Regions from separate parts of the Homo sapiens genome. Here region 1 is linked to region 2. The links are chromatin contacts, found by Hi-C or POLR2A ChIA-PET in ENCODE. All regions are on one chromosome and are shown on one strand. Each heading gives the region's core, a stretch centred on a gene start or an enhancer-like site at or near the end of the contact. The rest is flanking DNA. Distances are from core to core; before and after follow the strand shown. Region 1 holds the start of CFAP20 (cilia and flagella associated protein 20). Region 2 overlaps CHD9 (chromodomain helicase DNA binding protein 9).

Region 1 (4,449 bases), core at 221-2,720, 5.0 Mb before region 2:
TTCACGCCATTCTCCTGCCTCAGCCTCCCGAGTAGCTAGGACTACAGGTGCCCGCCACCACGCCCGGCTAATTTTTTGTATTTTTAGTAGAGACGGGGTTTCACCGTGTTAGCCAGAATGGTCTCGATCTCTTGACCTCGTGATCCACCTGCCTCAGCCTCCCAAAGTGCTGGGATTGCAGGCGTGAGCCACCGCGCCCAGCCGTATTAATTTTTATTTTTATTTTTCAGAGACTGTGTTGCCCAGGCTGGAGTGTAGACCAGCCTGAGTTTGAGACCAGCCTGAGCAACACAGTGCAACCCTGTCTCTACAAAAACAAAAAATTAACGCAGGCATGGTGGCCCACGCTTGTAGTCAGCTACTCTGGAGACTGGGTGGAAGGATAGGCTGAGCAGGGGAGGTCGAGGCTGCAGTGAGCCATGATCGCGCCACTGCACTCCAGCCTAGGTGACAGAGCGAGATCCTGTCTCAAAAATAAATAAACAAATAAATAATAAAATAAAAATCAGCTGTTGGTTCAACTCAACTTTCTTAATTTTGTTTATGAATGTCTGCCTTTATCTTAATGTTCAGGATTATTTATTTATTTGAGACCGGGTTTCGCTCTGTCGCCCAGGCTGGAGTGCAGTGGCGTGGTCTCGGCTCACTGCAGTCTCCTCCTCCCGGGCTCAAGGGATCATCCCACCTCAGCCCCCCAAGTAGCTGGGATTACAGGCGCGCGCCACCACGCCCGGCTGATTTTTGTATTTTTTTGTAGAGGAAGGGTCTCGCTTTTTTGCCCAGGCTGGTCTTGAACTCCTGGACTCAAGCGATCCGCCTGCCTCGGCCTCCCAAGGTGCTGGGATTTCGGCCGTGAGCCACCGCGCCCGGCCTAATCATGTTCGGGCTTTCTTATTTTCTAATCAATGTATTTAAGGCGATACATTTTCCTCAGAGTGTCGCTTTGACTGCATGCCACAATGTGAATAATGACAGGCAGGGATGTATATTAGGCGCTTATCACAGTTAGTGCTGAATATTGGTTAGTTCCCTTTAACCTTATCCTGTACTTGGCCGACAAGCATGTGTTGGGCGTCCGCCCGACGCCAAGAAGCTCTTTTTCAAAGCCGCTTTCCCTGCGCAGCCCCTGTTCTCCCGCGCGGGCAACTACTCCCGGCCTGGCCGTCACGCCCCCTCACGTCACTCACCGCCCCGCCACGTTCTCATGACACCACGCAGGTGCCAGCAACGAACTCCAGAACCCTCCGTGCCCTTCCGCTTTTCCAAAGGCATCTCTGGGACGACGGCAAGAAAAATAGTTCCTTGACAACTGAGCTCTTTTCAGGAGGAGGCGGGACCAGGCGGGACTTACAGGCGGAACGAAACGGAAGTCCGTGGTCCTTGTAACGGGATTGGGCCCCGCGCTCCCGGGGGGCGGGCTCAGATGGGCGGAGGGATTCATTTTAAGCAACGGGCGGCCCTCCGCCTCCATTGAAGGCGGGGAAATACCGCGGCGCGGACGGTAGTTGCTGTGGTTTCCGTTCTGAGCTCGCAGCTTAGGAGCTGAAGATCGCGGACTTAGCGTTGCCGCGTCCGAGTCCGGCCATCAGTGGCTGCAGATCCGGAGGCCAGGAGCTCAACCACCCTTCTTCGGAACAGGGCCGGCCTGCTGCTGTGCCCTCGACGCTCGGTGCCTGTATCTACTCCGGGGCCTAGGTCGGCTCCGGGGGCGGCTTAGGAGAAGGCCGCCGGCGAGATGTTCAAAAACACGTTCCAGAGCGGCTTCCTCTCCATCCTCTACAGCATCGGCAGCAAGCCTCTGCAAATCTGGGACAAAAAGGTCGGGCTAGGGGCGGCGACGGGGCGGGGTGGAGGGGCTGCACCCCCTCCTCGTCCGGGGGCTGGGGACGGGGAATGGTTGTGTCGAATTGGGGCCTGGGAGAGGCCGAGAGGACGCTGCTGTGCCTTGTCCCCAGCCTGGCGGGACTGGGGCGCGAGGTGGGGGCGTCGTGTAAGCAGCGGAGGAGGTGGGGGGGGGGCGGTGCATGTGGGTGGGCGTGGCTGAGATCTAAGTGTCCTGCAGCTGTGGTGTGGTTAGGACCGCGACCCTCGCTGCTGTCTTGACTTGGTCGGTCAGTCCATTCTTTTGAGCCACTGTTTCCCCACCAATATAATGGGGTTGATGGTGCCCATCTCGTAGCATGAAATGCACGAACTTATTTGAAGGAGCTTTGGGGATGTAAAGATGAAAGGACCTGCTATTCACGAATTCCAAATATTTACTGATATCCGTTTTTGTGCCAGGCACGGTGCTGGGCACTAGACACAGAGCCTTTGTTCAGGCACCCTTACAGAGGAGCAGACAGAAAGACTCCGGCCAAGCCAGTGATGTTTAAATTGCATTCATTTGCTCCCTTCCTCCCACTGATCCCAAATAAGTCAGAATTCAGTGGCCCTTGGCACCTGCTCCACACTCACTGTGACTTGCCTGTACTATGCCCTCGGTGCCTGATTTCTCCATCAGGAAAACTGCAGAATGCTGACAGTCAAAGTCTTGTTTGGATTAATAAACTCAGAGCCAAGTACAGGCCTCATCTTTATTCAGGCATCCACTAGATGATATGTGTTTGGCCCCACGAGATGATGAATCTGTTTTTTGCAGATGTGAAGAAAGATCTAGCTGTCTATGAATTGGTCTGCATTTTATTACTTTGGTATTTCGTTCTTCATGCAAATTCCCAGGCAATCAGCTGTACTATTTCTTGAATATAAGTTACGGGAGGCACTCCAATGTGAAATTTAAGTCATATTCTTAGTACTGCTCTCTGGGAGAATGGCGAGTGTGGGTATGCCGAATGCTGCTTTTTAGAGAGATGCATGTGGAATAATCTCAGTAGGATTTATTGGTAATGAAGCCAAGAATTTTGAATTTTATCTTGGAACACGTCTCTGTATTCCCTTATCCACACATGAGAGCTCTTTATGAGGGCCACATAAAGTTGGGAGAGAACATGAGCAGCTTTCTGCCTGTCACCACTAGGGAACTCTGCGTTCTGAGGGCAGCTTTTAGGATGGTGTGTCCATAGTGTTACTTTCATAAGATAGTTGAAAAATCTGAATATAATGAAGTTGGGCCTTTGTGTATGTAAAATCTGCCCATCTCTTCTCTTTCAGATGATTCTATCCACAAGCTAGAGCTAGTGCCAGAGTACAGGAAAGCAGTTCCTTAACGTTGCTGCGTTACTGAGGTTTTTAGTTTCATGTATTTTTTCACAATGGAATAAAGCATTGTAAACTGTAAATTGCATCTGTACAAAGAGAGCCCAGGGTGCCTGGGAACTCCGTAAGGAGGTTGGCTTCCCAGCTGTCACTTGACTCAGTTATGGGCTGTCAGAAGGCATGAAGAGAGGGGGGCCCTCTGTGCCAGTGGAATTTGGAAACTGAATTGTAACAAAGTGTCAGTATAAGGCAATTGAAATCGAGAATGGGACTTGACCTAGGAGGAGAGGTTTTCAGAGCAGATAGAGAACTTACTAAAGCTGAAAGAATTCCAGTAGTAGGGAGGCCTCAGAATTTCTGTTACGAAACTTGTATCAGTTTTCCATTTTAACCCTTCTGGGCTTGATCTTGTGTGCTGTGTTTTATTTTTCAAATGAGGCTTTTTGAATAGTCAACATGTTTACCCAAGAATATAAAAGCATAGTAACCATGGTGCACTGTGTCCCTTAACAACGCCACTAGAGGTCGGATGGTACCCTAATGACATAAACACGTGTGAAAACATTGTTAAATCGATTGGCATGGTTACTTGGAGTAAATTAAACAGACATTTTGGCAAAACCTTTAGAACACTCATTTCAAGCAAAATCTTCACAACGGTAAAAGCTAATTTTGTGTTTCTAACTCTTCTTATTTAGACTCAATTGAAAAATATTTAGAATTGAGGATTTTTCCCCTCTTGGGGCAAGGGAAGGAAAGAGAAGAAAAAGGAAAGTTTGGGGCCGTATCCCTCAGCTTTGTCGTGTGTGCTTTTTCTCAGCTATGTCTGCATAAAGTGCTGGAAATTCAATCCAGTAGGGGGAACACTGGGAATTGATGTACTTATCAAAGATTTATTGAGCGACAGCTTAGTGACAGGCTTTGTGTAGACTTGGGAAGATAGAGAAAATATTTTTCCTGCTGCCAGGGACTAAGGCAAAGTTGTAATAAGGACAGAGTTTGTGGGGAGGTGAGGACTGTCTACATTTAGCTAGACATGACCTTGACTTTTGCCAGTAGGTATATATTGACTGTGGTACCTATTTATAGTTATTTTTATTTCAGAAAACTTTGTTGTTTTCTTTCATGAGTATATATAGAGAGAATTTCTGTTCGGTTTCTATGAAGAATCTTGAGAAATTTGGTTTGACTTTTGTTTAGGCTCTGTCTGCATAGAAGTGAACGCTGTATTCACAGTACCAGTGAATTTGC
Region 2 (4,448 bases), core at 1,292-3,791:
GAATTTATTGAGCACCTATAATATAGTAGCTAAGGACTTAGGTGTCAGATGCCAGCGTTCAGATCCTGGCTCTATCATTTACTACTTGTGTGATTCTGGGAGAGACACTTAGTTTCAGTTTCCCATCTACAAAATTGGGGTAGTATAGAACTTAACTTATAGAGTTTCCAGAATAATTAAATGAAATAATAAAAGTAAAGGTGTCAGTTAATATAGCACCTGGCACTTAATAAGCAAGCACTCAATAAATGTTATGGCAAAAATCGCAATTATTTTTGCACCAACCTAATATTATCATATTGTTGGTTTAATAATGATGAGGTACCCGGCATTGTGTTGGGTATTGGCGACCCAAAGTTGAATAAGACAGTGACGTGGTCCTAACTGGGAAAGGCTTTGCAAGCATTCTGTGCTTCATTAAATCCTTACGTCTTGGCTGGGCATAGTGGCTCATGCTGGTAATCTCAACACTTTGGGAGGCTGAGGTGGGAGGATCGCTTGAGCCCAGGAAGTTGAGGCTGCAGTGACCCATGATTGTGCCACTGAACTCAATCCAGCCTGAGTTTTAGAGACCCTATCTCTAAAAAAAAAAAAAAAAAATCTTCACAGTCCCCTTGCAGGATGACCCCCACTGCTCCACCAACTGACCACTGTAAACCATATTTGGAAAGGCAATAACCATGAAGAGATCACAATGAGATGTCACTTAATACCCTTTCAGTTGGAAAAAATTAAGAAGCTTGATAATACCAAATTGTTGGAAAGAACACAGATCAATTGGATATTTATATGTTTGTTGTTACTGGGATTGTAAATTGATAAATTCACATTGTTTCCCTGGAGACACAGACAAAAATGATCAGCTTAGCGTGTTCAAAGTCATGGAAAGCTGGTAACAACCCAAATGTCCACTAACAGGAGATTCAGTAAATTCCCATGGAACATACTAGGGAGAACTGCAATAGAGCAGGGACAACAAGTGGACCGTAGCTGAATGCTACGCTATGGGTGAGTTTTAGCCACATAATATTATGAGAAAAAAGTATACCCAAGAAAGCTGCATATAGCAGGATATTCTTTTTTGTTTTAATTTTAATTTTTTTTTTTAGAGACAGGGTCTTGCTCTGTTGCCCAAGTTGGAGTGCAGTGGCACTATCATGGCTCACTGCAGCCTCAATCTCCTGGGCTCAAGCAATCCTCCTGCCTCAGCCTCCCAAGTAGCTGGGACTACAGGCACACACCACCACGCCCAGCTACATTTTAAAAATTTTTTTGTAGAGACAGGGTCTTGCTGTGTTGCCCAGGCTGGTCTTGAACTCCTGGCTTCAAGTGATCCTCCTGCCTCCCCCTCCCAAAGTGCTGATATTATAGGTATGAACCACTGCGCCTAGCCAGGATATTCCTTTACACAAGAAAAAACAACAAATCTAAACAATATGGCTTTTAGAAAAATATTTGAAAAAGCATTAGTTTTTAGAGGAGCAAAGGAATGATGAACTCAATATTCAGAATAGGGTGGGGAAGGCAAAGTAATAGGAAGGGAGGACACAGGGGAAGAACGTGCAGTGGAGTGACTGTATTATAAGGAAATACACAAACAGATAAATAACAAATTACCAGATGCAGGTTGCACAAGGTCCAACTGAAGATGAAAGAATGTCATGAGTCAAATATTGTGAATAACCCTAAGCACTTAAATTCAGTAAAAAGGAAAACAAGGCCGGGCGCGGTGGCTCACGCCTGTAATCCCAGCACTTTGGGAGACTGAGGCGGGCAGATCACCTGAGGTCAGGAGTTCAAAACCAACCTGACCAACGTGGCGAAACCCTGTATCTACTAAAAATACAAAATTAGTGGGGTGTGGTGGTGCATGCCTGTAATTCCAGCTACTCAGGAGGCTGGGGGAGGAGAATCACTTGAACCCGGGAGGCAGAGGTTTCAGTGAGCCAAGATCACACCATTGCACTCCAGCCTGGGCGACAGAGGAAGACTCCATCTCAAAAAAAAAAAAAAAAGAAAAAGTAAACAAAAGCCTGCTCTTGGGACTGGTATGAAGTACCCATAAGGAAGGGTGTTGAGAGACGGGAAATAAAGCAGGGTGTGTGTGTGTTTCCAGGAGGATTAGGCAGAGGTGACACTATCAGTTATGCACTGCTGTTGCAGGTTCAGAATTGTCACCTGGGGTCACCGGGTACGGGTGAGTTTTCACTGTGACGGGGCTGGGAAACACCCCGGCCCAGCCATGTTCAGTCACTGGTCTCTCTGTGCGGTGGCTGGCCCTTGGTGTCCTCTCCCTGGGTCTTTGCCAGGCCTGCCCCTGCCACCTGCCCCGGTACAGACTTCCAGTTCCTGTGTTCTCAGACAGGATCAGCCCTGCCCCGCCCAGCCCAGACTAGGCGGATGCTGGGTGTATATAGGAAATCTTGCACAGCAGGAGTTCCAGGCACACTACCAGAAACCATGCAGTTTGGTCACCAAGCCCATAGGCCTAGACACCTTCTCTCCTGCTCTGCGGGGAACCCAAGGGGAAGTGCTCTCAGACAGCTGAGCTGCCACAGCAGAGCTGCCTGCTGTCACAGCCAGGCCCCACTGGCCATGTGCTGAAGCAAGCACTTTTTCCTTAAGATAAAGTCTCCTCCAGGCCCCCAAGGCTGACACCGGGCAGAGGCACACATTGTTAGGCCCAGTCATTGACAGACTTCATGGACAGAACTAACTGGGACACTCGCAATCGAACCAAAGCCAGTCCCTGGTTCTCTTTTGTGCTTCTGCTGGTGGGTCAGAGCTCTCAAGGCTCTGAGAGCTGCTTCCATGCCCCTCACCCCAAAACAATCATCAGTGTCCATCATGAGAGAGCACAGAAACGAGCCAGGAGGACCCTAGATCAAGTTGTACCTGGCCACTTTCTAGCTATCTCTGTTAGCTTAATTCTCTAAGCCTCAGCTTTCTATCTGTACAATGCGGACAATCATACCGCCTTTGCCTGATTGAAAGGCATTAGTGAGAACAACATGACACAATGGGGAAGAAAGTGCTTATCAAACAGAAAGGTGTGGTACATTTGTACTAGAATGTAAGCCCCTAGAAGGCAGGAACCTTGTATGACTCCTTCACTGCCCTACTCTCAGGGTCAAGGACAATGCCTGGCACATAGCAGGTGCTCAATAAATAGTTCTTGAATGAGCGAATTGGGTTATGACAGATTAGAGTAAAAATAATGATGATGATGATAATCCCTAACATTAATTGCATCTTGGCTATGTGCCACGCATAGTGCTTAGGGCTGTAATAGATAATCCCATCTAAGCTTTACAACAACCCAATAAATGGGGGTACTATTGTTATTCACATTCTGCAGATGAGTTAATGCGATTCAGAGAAGTCAGTGATTTTCCTAAGGCCACATAGCTAGCTGAATAGGTTGTGACCAAAGTGATATGAATTTGCAGATTCAGAGAGGCTCACCACCTAAAAATGGAACATAGGGGTGGCCCTAGTGCCTGAGAGGCAATGATGAGAGTCACTGAATTTTGATATCTTTCTCACTCTTCAAGAATCCAATATTAAAGTGCAGATGCAGCAGGGCATAATGGCTCATGCCTGTAATCCCAACACTTTGGGAGGCAAAGGCAGGAGGATGGCTTGCGCTCAGGAGTTTGAGACCAGCCCTGGCGACATAGTGAGACCCCATTTTTACAAAGAATGCAAAAATTAGCTGGGTGTGGTGGTGCACGCCTGTAGTCCCAGCTATTCGAGAGGCTGAAATGGGAGGATCACTTAAGGTTGAGAGATTGAGGCTGCAGGGAGCCTTGGTCACACCACTGCACTCCAGCCTGGATGACAAAGTGAGATCCTTTCTCTAAATAAATAAATAAATAAATAAATAATAATAAAGGTGCAGGTGCCTCTGGAAAAGTCAAATCTAAATTTCCAATGAGGAAATAATCTAGTTTATCTGTTTGCTTCCTAAGTGTGGAGAGTGGGGTTCTTTTGCAGGGATGGGATTTAGGGTGGGTAGGGGTTACACGTAACAGACACAGAGTTTGCTAGGGAGGGAGCTGAGAAGGCACTTAAGATGAATGTTGACTGTTTTTACTGAGAACTGGCCTAGGACTTCAGGAGGGCAAAAGGGTGTTTGGGCTCCCAAATCACCTTCATGGGACATCTGTCACCCAGCAGCCCAAGGGCCCTGGAAGGTAAAGAGCTGAGTGACAACAGTTGTTTGTCTCCGAGAGAGGTAGCAGTACAGAGACATTATCAAAGGGGGTTTTCTTTTATGTTTGCATATTTTATGATAAGCATGTATTTGCATATCACCTATGGAGTTAAAAGTATATTTAAATAAATGAAAAACTAGAAATGGGTGGAAGAAGGTTGAGAAAAGTCATGGGTTGGATTCTCCAAAGCAACACAGCTTCCAAGACCGTACAGCCTGCGCCAGGCTGCAG

What was found. A loop is a pair of places that touch in the nucleus more often than their neighbours do. ChIA-PET counts read pairs that join two places held with the same protein, here RNA polymerase II (POLR2A). Pooled maps may share reads with other maps.
Region 1: a loop to region 2 is called in a pooled map, with 7 times the contacts of the local background. The contact joins the promoter of CFAP20 here to the enhancer-like site in region 2. A Hi-C loop is called at or near these places in 1 of 37 single-sample maps with no recorded cell type and 2 of 50 pooled maps. POLR2A ChIA-PET finds 5 or more read pairs at or near these places in 1 of 52 experiments (T-cell).

Annotation. Positions count from the first base shown.
Region 1 is chr16:58,126,402-58,130,850 of GRCh38, reverse strand. CFAP20 (cilia and flagella associated protein 20) reads left to right here and starts at 1,470. Exons shown (of 6, transcript NM_013242.3): 1 at 1,470-1,819. The coding sequence starts at 1,736. LOC101927556 (a long non-coding RNA gene) reads right to left here and starts at 1,967. Exons shown (of 4, transcript NR_188516.1): 1 at 1,188-1,967. RefSeq lists silencers at 446-683, 1,806-1,945, 3,740-3,809 and enhancers at 364-1,284, 1,576-1,745, 1,285-2,206.
Region 2 is chr16:53,092,209-53,096,656 of GRCh38, reverse strand. The region is part of intron 1 of CHD9 (chromodomain helicase DNA binding protein 9); the gene reads right to left. Among named protein-coding and RNA genes, the nearest start is that of CHD9, 39 kb to the right of the region's middle. Within about 2 kb of position 2,541, at least 32 of the 41 ENCODE cell types and tissues checked have a DNase peak (open chromatin) inside an H3K27ac peak, as active enhancers do.